2 separate regions of the Homo sapiens genome follow, and region 2 is linked to region 1. A link is an interaction called in ENCODE POLR2A ChIA-PET data of the cell type or tissue named here. Cell type or tissue: B cell. All regions are shown on one strand.

What was found. Peaks named below come from ENCODE experiments on the same cell type or tissue, not always from the same donor. Only the 100,000 strongest peaks of a DNase experiment are listed, where the experiment ranks them.
Region 2: POLR2A ChIA-PET joins it to region 1 with 5 read pairs; 3 of 35 experiments call an interaction of 5 or more read pairs at or near these places.

Annotation. Positions count from the first base shown.
Region 1 is chr1:183,628,603-183,632,602 of GRCh38, forward strand. ARPC5 (actin related protein 2/3 complex subunit 5) reads right to left here. Exons shown (of 4, transcript NM_005717.4): 3 at 1,859-2,035. Among named protein-coding and RNA genes, the nearest start is that of ARPC5, 5.2 kb to the right of the region's middle. In B cell, no CTCF peak of the experiment used is centred here; no DNase peak of the experiment used is centred here; H3K27ac peaks cover 687 bases.
Region 2 is chr1:183,191,336-183,195,335 of GRCh38, forward strand. All of the region lies in intron 1 of LAMC2 (laminin subunit gamma 2), which reads left to right. Among named protein-coding and RNA genes, the nearest start is that of LAMC2, 7.1 kb to the left of the region's middle. In B cell, no CTCF peak of the experiment used is centred here; no DNase peak of the experiment used is centred here.

The DNA.
Region 1 (4,000 bases):
GAAATGAGAGTTGTGCTGCAGGTGCTATTAAAGCACCAGGGAGAGGCTTATACCCAGATTAACAGTATAGAGGAATGTTTCAGCTAAGGCTTCATGGAGGAAATGACACATTAAAAGAATGAGTAGGTGACAGGCTAACACCAGAAAATCATGAGCAAATGTATGGAGGTGTGAAACAATATGGTGCATTCAGGAAAAAGGCTGGCATTGCTATAGCCTGAGGGGAAGAATGACATGGAAGATGAAGCTAGACTTGGGAACTTTGACTTTATCCTGCAGGTGACTGACAAGGGCAATTTTGATTTTAAAGATATCATTTTGATGGCTGGGTGGAGAACAGATTTGAAGGAGGCAAAACTGTTAACTGGGAAACCAGTCAGGAAGCTATGGCAACAGACTGGGAGAGATGCTGTGAACAGCTGCATTAGATACGCTTGAACAGATAGATTTCAGAAATACTTCGAAGATTGGTAAAAACTGGTGACTGACATTTGGAAGAAATGAAGACTTCACACATGCCTCAGTTTCCTCAGTGACAAAAGAGGAATAATAGCAAGCATTTCCCTCCATTTTTATGAGGATTAAATGAGTTAATATTTATAAAGTCCTTTGAAGAATATGTGGAATATAATAAGTAATCAATGTTCACTGCAATCTTGAGGCTATGCTAGAACTACGCTGCTTGGGTTTTAAAGCTAGCTTTTCATCTGTAAATTGAGGATGATAAAGATATTTATATACTTCACAGGGTTGTTGTAAAGGTTAAATAAAACATTAATAGTATGGTACCTGGCAACAGAAAGTGTTCCATGAATAGGGTGCCATATAAATTACTACCCAAATTGGTGCATTTTAGAGTAAAAGGGGGAACTATTGTTTTACTATGTGCTTTTTTCTTATGTTTGTGTTTTCACTCAGATACACTTCAAACACTCAATATTTTTATGACTGGTTCTATTTACATGTTATCCAGTTTTTTACCCAAAGCTCAAAATCACTTATACTCTTTTGACAGATGATGTACCAGCATCTACTTACATTGCAAAATATACACATGAAAATAGAAAAACATGATTTAAGAATTCTTGATCCTCCAAACTCCTAATTCTTTAAAAAAGTTGTAAAATATCTAACACAAAATTTGCCATTTTAACCATCTTTAAGTGTAAAATCCATTGGCATTAATTATATTCACAATGTACTGTAGCCATCACCACTATCTGTTTCCAAAACTTTTTTACCACTCCAAGGAGGAACTCTGTACCTATTAAGCACTAACTCCCTATTCCTTGCTTTCCCTACTTCCTAGTAACCTCTAAGGACTTTCTGTCCCTTTGTGTTTGCCTATCCTAGATTATTTCATATAAGTAAAATTATAAAATATTAGTTCTTTTGTGTTTGGCTCATTTCACTTGGTATGTTTTCAAGGTTTATTAATGTTATAGCATGTGTCAGAATGTCATTCCTTTTAATGGTTGAATCATATTCCATTGTATGTATGTACCACAATTTAGCTGTTCATCTGTTATGATCCTTGTGTTGTTTTCACCTTTTGGTCACTGTGAAAGAATTCTTGATTTGTATTGCTTATTTTCTTTTACAAAGTTTTGATTTAATTCAGAGTTCAAGATTATGTTTAATTACTAATAATCATTGTTGAATAAACACAAGTGTTGGAATCAGAATCTCTTAAGACCAAGGCTAGTAAACATAAATATGAACTATCCTTTTCATGCATTTTATTTGTAATAACAAAAATGTACAACAAATCAAAATGGTTATTTAGGTGAGAGAGGTTGTCATTGTCATTCCCTATTGTAAAAGAACCAGTCATATAGATTTATAATTCATAACTTACCTTTTCATGCCATTGCAGTAACATAGCACTGCTATTGTCAGACGGGCTCTCAAATCCTTTATAAATATACTTCATTAGGAGATCCACACCATTCTTGTCCAGAGATTGAACTGCCTTTTCTATATCATTAGCTTTAAAAGAGATGAGCACCTTCAAGACAATGCTGCCTGCCCGGTCCTGGTGGGTCAATAAATAACAGAACATTTAGACATATCTGTATGAGGAGGGTTTAGAATTTCAGAAAGTCTACACTATGAATGTGACATTTGAGTAAGGACCTGAAGGACGTGAAAGAAGGCTTGGGATAACTGAGGAAAGTGTTTCAGACAGAGGAAAGAACAGTGCTATTAGTGTGTGTTCAGTGTGTTCCAGGAACAGAAAAAAACCCAATGTGGTTGGAGTGGATTGGTGGGAGAAAAGCACGTGAGTAAGTCAGAGGTTATGGGAGGACAGATCGTGTAAGGCCTACAGGCATTGTAAGGAGTTTGGCTTTTACTGAGAGAAATGAGAAGACATTGGAAGGTTTTAAGAGCAGTGCCATAATCTGACTCACATTTTAACAGGATTGCTTTGGCATCTATGTTACAGAAAATAAGCTGTGGGAGTAGGGGATAAGGTAGAAGCAGGGAGAGCAATTAGGAGGCAATTGCAATAATACAGGCTGGATGTGGTAAGCATAGTAGCAGTGGAGGTGGTAAGAAACTAGACAGACTATTAACATAATTGAAGGCAGAGCTGAGAGGATTTGCTAACAGATCAATGTGATAATTTAACAATTTATTAAAACAACATTTAAATTTATGTCTTGATCTTAAAAAAAAAAAATCCCAACAAAACGGCCGGGTGTGGTGGCCCACAGCTGTAATCCCAGCACTTTGGGAGGCCGAGATGGGCAGATCACCTGAGGTCAGGAGTTCGAGACCAGCCTGGCCAAAATGGTAAAACCCTGTCTCTACTAAAAATACAGAAATTATCCAGGCATGGTGGTGTGTGCCTGTGATCCCAGCTACTCGGGAGGCTGAAGCAGGAGGATTGCTTAAACCCGGGAGGCGGAGGGTGCAGTGAGTTGAGATTGCACCACTGCACTCCAACCTGGGTGATAGAGTGAGACTCCGTCTCAAAAAAAAAAAAAAAAAAAAAAAATTCCCAACAAAACAAGGAGGCAGATTTGCAGTTTCACCTTGAATTATCCTTCAGAAGTAATTTTTTCTTAAAAACTTTTTTATTTAAAAATTTTAATAAACCAAGCTGTCTTAAAAGAAAATTGACTGTAATTTATATGAATTGACTGTAGATATGAAATATAGTGATGTTCATTAATAATGATCTTTTTTCTTTGGCAAAAGCCTGCTTCAAAAGCAGTTATTTTCTTACCCATCCGGCCAAGCAAAGGAAACACTTAACTGACCTTTTCAACAATTCGTTTCTCCTTCCATTCAACACAAAGTGATACCTCCAGCATTCCTACTGGTCAGGATTTCACAGAATGTTTCTACCACCTACTGTTATCTTTGGTTTAAAGACTGCAATTACCAGATTTAGAAAAATATCTTTGCATCCACGGTAAAAATGAAATTTCAACGACAATCTTTACAACTTGTAAAAACCAAAGAAATTTTCCCCAATAAAAAATTATGTTACCTAGATAATTATTATGCATTTACCTAAGTTATTACTTACTACTATTCAATTGAGATTCTTGAAGCTCCTAGGATGTATGAATAGCTATGGACAACGGGGTTGATGCTATGGGCATCATTTTAAATAAATACGTAAATAGGTTAAGAATTAGTAAAAGACTGCAGAGAATGTAAGTTGCACAACTGTTCTGAAGGGCAATTTGGCAATACTGCATACCAAAAGCCTTAAAAAAAAGTGCATTCTTTGATCCAGTAATTCACTGCTAGCAATTTACTCAAAGAGAACAATTAAAAATTTACCAAAAAATATTGATTTCAGTGGTTTACAATAGGAAAAAAAAAGTCAGTCTAAATATATAACAAAAGATTAGTTATGTATACACTGCAGCTTATCCATATACAAGTGTTAAAAATGCTATAAACTTATTGCGAAGGAAAGCTCATGTACATTGCATATAGCTGAAAAAGCACGTTATAAAATTTCATTCTTAAAAAAACAAAA
Region 2 (4,000 bases), 440 kb before region 1:
GCCACTGGTTCAGCCTCACTGGCCCAAGAAGCTGAGAAAGATTGTTGATTTGTGATTCGTGTTTATGGGAAAGTCAGGGCATAAAGTTAAGGTGTTGAGAGAATCCTGGGAATATCTTTCCCATTTAACCCACTTAAGTTCTTAATGGTTCAAACTTACTGACTTTTTTTTTTTTTTTTTCTGTCCTAGAGAAATTTCTAAGGGCAAGACTTGAATCATCTATTAGAGATCAGTGTAGAGGGCTGGGTGCGGTGGCTCATGCCTTTAATCCCAGCACTTTGGGAGGCCGAGGCGGGCGGATTACCTGAGGTCCAGAGTTCAAGACCAGCTTGGTCAACATGGTGAAACCCTGTCTCTACTAAAACATACAAAAATTACCTGGGCATGGTGGCATGTGCCTATAATCCCAGCTACTCAGGAGGCTGAGGCAGGGGGACTGCTTGAACCCGGGAGGCAGAGATTGCAGTGACCCAAGATCATGCCACTGCACTCCAGCCTGGGCAACAGAATGAGATTCCATATCAAAAAAAAAAGAGAGATCAATGTAGAAATAGGAGCTCCATAGAATCTGGAATACTCTCATTTAGTCAGAAATTAAACCTAGTAGGTGACTGAATCATTACTGGGCTATGTTTTAATATAATCCCCAGATAGGTGATGTAATGTTTGAATCATGTCCAAAGCCAAAGGCTAAGTCTTTTCTGTCTGTGGGTGACTGTATGTCTGCATATGTAATTCCCCAAAAAGCATCTGCTTCTTTATGTCACAACCATGGAAACAGAAGAGAATGGTTCTTCCTCCAGCACTGATCTATGGAAGAACCTGAGTCTTTCCCTTCTGTTGTATCAGGTGAGGGGTGGAGATCAATTGGCCAAACGTATAGGGATCCTGCACTTATTCAGGGCTTATATTTACAGAATTCTAACCGCGTCTTTTTATTTATTGTGGGGATATGTATCTCCGCATTAGAAAAGAATCAAATTGCAGCCAAATCATTTCCCACAACTAACTTAAAACTTGGACAAATCATCCAAATGCTCAGCTGCACTGATGTGGGGCATTTCATACAAAGTATTTTATGTTTCACCATGTTTTTCTCTTATTACAGTATCGTAGAACTAAAATGAGAGTGGGCCTCAGGGGTTCTCTACAAGAGCCTCTCATTTTATGCATGAGAAAAATGACACCCAGTGAGGTAAATTAACTGCCCAATTTCTTACTGTTGGTCATAGCAGAGCTGGGCTCCAGCATGTTTCATCCTTTTATAGGTAGGAAAATTGAGGCACAGAAGAGTGACTGCTTTGACCAAGGCCAGATTTCAGTTACTAGTTTAATGTTCTTTTTCTGAGATAACTCCTTGGCATATTTCTCATTTTTCTTTTTTTGAGATGGAGTCTTGTTCTGTCACCCAGGCTGGAGTGCAGTGGCACGATCTTGGCTCCCTGCAACCTCCCCGCCTCCCAGCTTCAAGCAATTCTCCTGTGTCAGCTTCCCGGGTAGCTGGGACTTTAGGGGTGCACCACCATGCCTGACTAATTTTTTGTATTTTTAGTAGAGACGGGGTTTCACTGTGTTAGCCACGATGGTCTCAGGTCTCCTGACCTCGTGATCTGCCCGCCTCGGCCTCCCAAAGTGCTGGGATTACAGGCATGAGCCACTGTGCCCAGCCTGAATTTTCATTGAAACTAATCTTCAAGCTTGATGGAACCTTTATCTACTGTTGACATACCACCTGTATTTCTAATGAAGACATCTATCTCGTCTTTTCAGAAGTCTCCATTTGTGTATATGATTCAATATATTGGCCTTTCCTTTAAAAATATCAGAGAACAACAGGTTAAAACTAAGCACAGCTCTAGTTTGTGGGGCATTAACAAGAGAACAGATTTCAAATTACCAAGTTTTCTCTTCCTTTTGTTCCACTCTGTTGTCAGGTTATCATGCAGCTTGGAATTGACCAAGTGGCTCAGTTTAGGATCGTTGATAGTACTGTGATAAGACTTTCTCTTTTAGCAATCATTGTTCTTTAATGACTGTTGACATTTTGCATCTGTATATACGTAATCACGTCCAGAGATTATTTCTGTCTCCCTGCTACAGACCCTTGTAAGTTTTGGAGTCTTTCAGAAAGAGGTCTGTTTCATGGCCAGAATGTTGACCATGTAAGCTTTATACATACTTACTGCTGTTTCAAATCATGGCCCATTTTGCTCTTGGTAAAAGGATACTTTTTGGTAGGGGATTCCTAGTGTTTAAAAATCGTTTTTCATCCCAAATAGCCTGGCCTACTTTGGGAAGGCAGTTGATCCAACAGTAATCTGAAGCTGCTGCTCTTGCCCTATCCAGGCAGTTGTACCATGGTAGGAGGGGATCTTCACATTCTGAGATCTGCAGGGAGCAGGGGAGAGGCCACAGTGGACCTGGCATAGGAAGTAGTAGTGGAGAAACAGCATATTTGTTCAACTGAGATGCAAGATACTCCCTGATGTAGTCTTCATGGTCCAGTCTCTTCTCAAAATGTTTGTTACTTCTCTTTATGGATGTGTAAAGGTAGTTTGGCTCATAAGAGCTCATTTAATTCATTCTTCTGACTTTAGGCAATACAGTGTTTTTGTTTTTGAGATGGAGTCTCCCTCTCTCACCCAGGCTGGAGTGCAGTGGTGCAATCTTGGCTCCTGGGTTCAAGTGCTTCTCCCATCTCAGACTCCTGAGTAGCTGGGATTACAGGCGCATGCCACCAGGCCCAGCTAATTTTTATATTTTTAGTAGAGATGGAGTTTTGCCATGCTGGCCAGCCTGGTCTCGAACTCCTGATGTCACGTGATCTGCCCACCTTGGCCTCCCAAAGTGTTGGAATTACAGATGTGAGCCACCATACCCAGCCAGCAATACAGTTTTAATTCATCTTTTTTCTGAAAAAAAAAAAAAAAAATCTGTAAGTAAGATGCTATAAATGCACGCCATGCATATTTTCCCAACATTGCAAATGCACATGAATTACCATTGTTCTTTTGTGAAGACTAAGAACTATATAATGGTATGTAAGCCCACACACATACCTAAATGCTTGTATTTTTGTGAAGGGATGTAGTGATAGCAAAAAATCTTTGCCTAATCTCCTTGTACAAAAAAAGTATTGTTCACAAAAGCAGTAAGGATTTAAAAAGGAAGATTTATTGTTTTTTTTTAAGGAATCAATGAAACATAAATTTAAATAATTGAAAAATCATGGTTTATACTTCAATTATCTCCAAAAGGCATTTTAGTACAAATTAGAATCTCCTTTTTAACTTCTCTTTATTCAGACACATCATAGAAGGTTTCTTTCCTTTTGGTCCTCTTTGCTTCAGGTATTTACCTCTGGCATCCCTGGAATCTCTGATTCCCTTTATTTCAACTGCTTCTTAGAGGGGCATAGGATACCTTTTTCTAGGCCATGCAAGAAATGTCCAGAGAACACTATGCTCTTTGAATAACAGTTAAATGTCCTTTCTATGCTGGAATGCTTTTCTTTGTAGGTAACTTCACAGAAATGTATAACCCTTTATTTCTGTGGTCAGAAGAGTGTGGAGTTCCATGGAGGTGGTTGCTGTCATATAGAATCTTACCACAATCACTTCCTGAGTCTATGCTGCAGCTGACAGCAGCTGTCTTGCGGTAGAGCCTTTGACAGTGCCAGCTATAACTCTAATGTCCTCAGTTTGCCTTCCCTTTCACCTGTGAGCTTACTCAGACTGAACCCTCAGTTTTACCTTTACCCTCCACTCCTTTGCTAGTCAGACAAAACTTGGTGTCCCCAGTTTCCCTGTTCACTGGGACTTTCTTCCCCCTCCTCATTGTCTGCCTGGGCACTGGTGTCCCAGTGGAGTGTCAGGGGAAGACATCTCCAGGTGTGAACTCCTGATGGAGTCCTCACCAGGCTGAGTCATCTACAGTTCACACGGGTACATTCCCAAGTCTAGGCTGTGATATAATGTACTATGAACTCTCGGTGAAACAG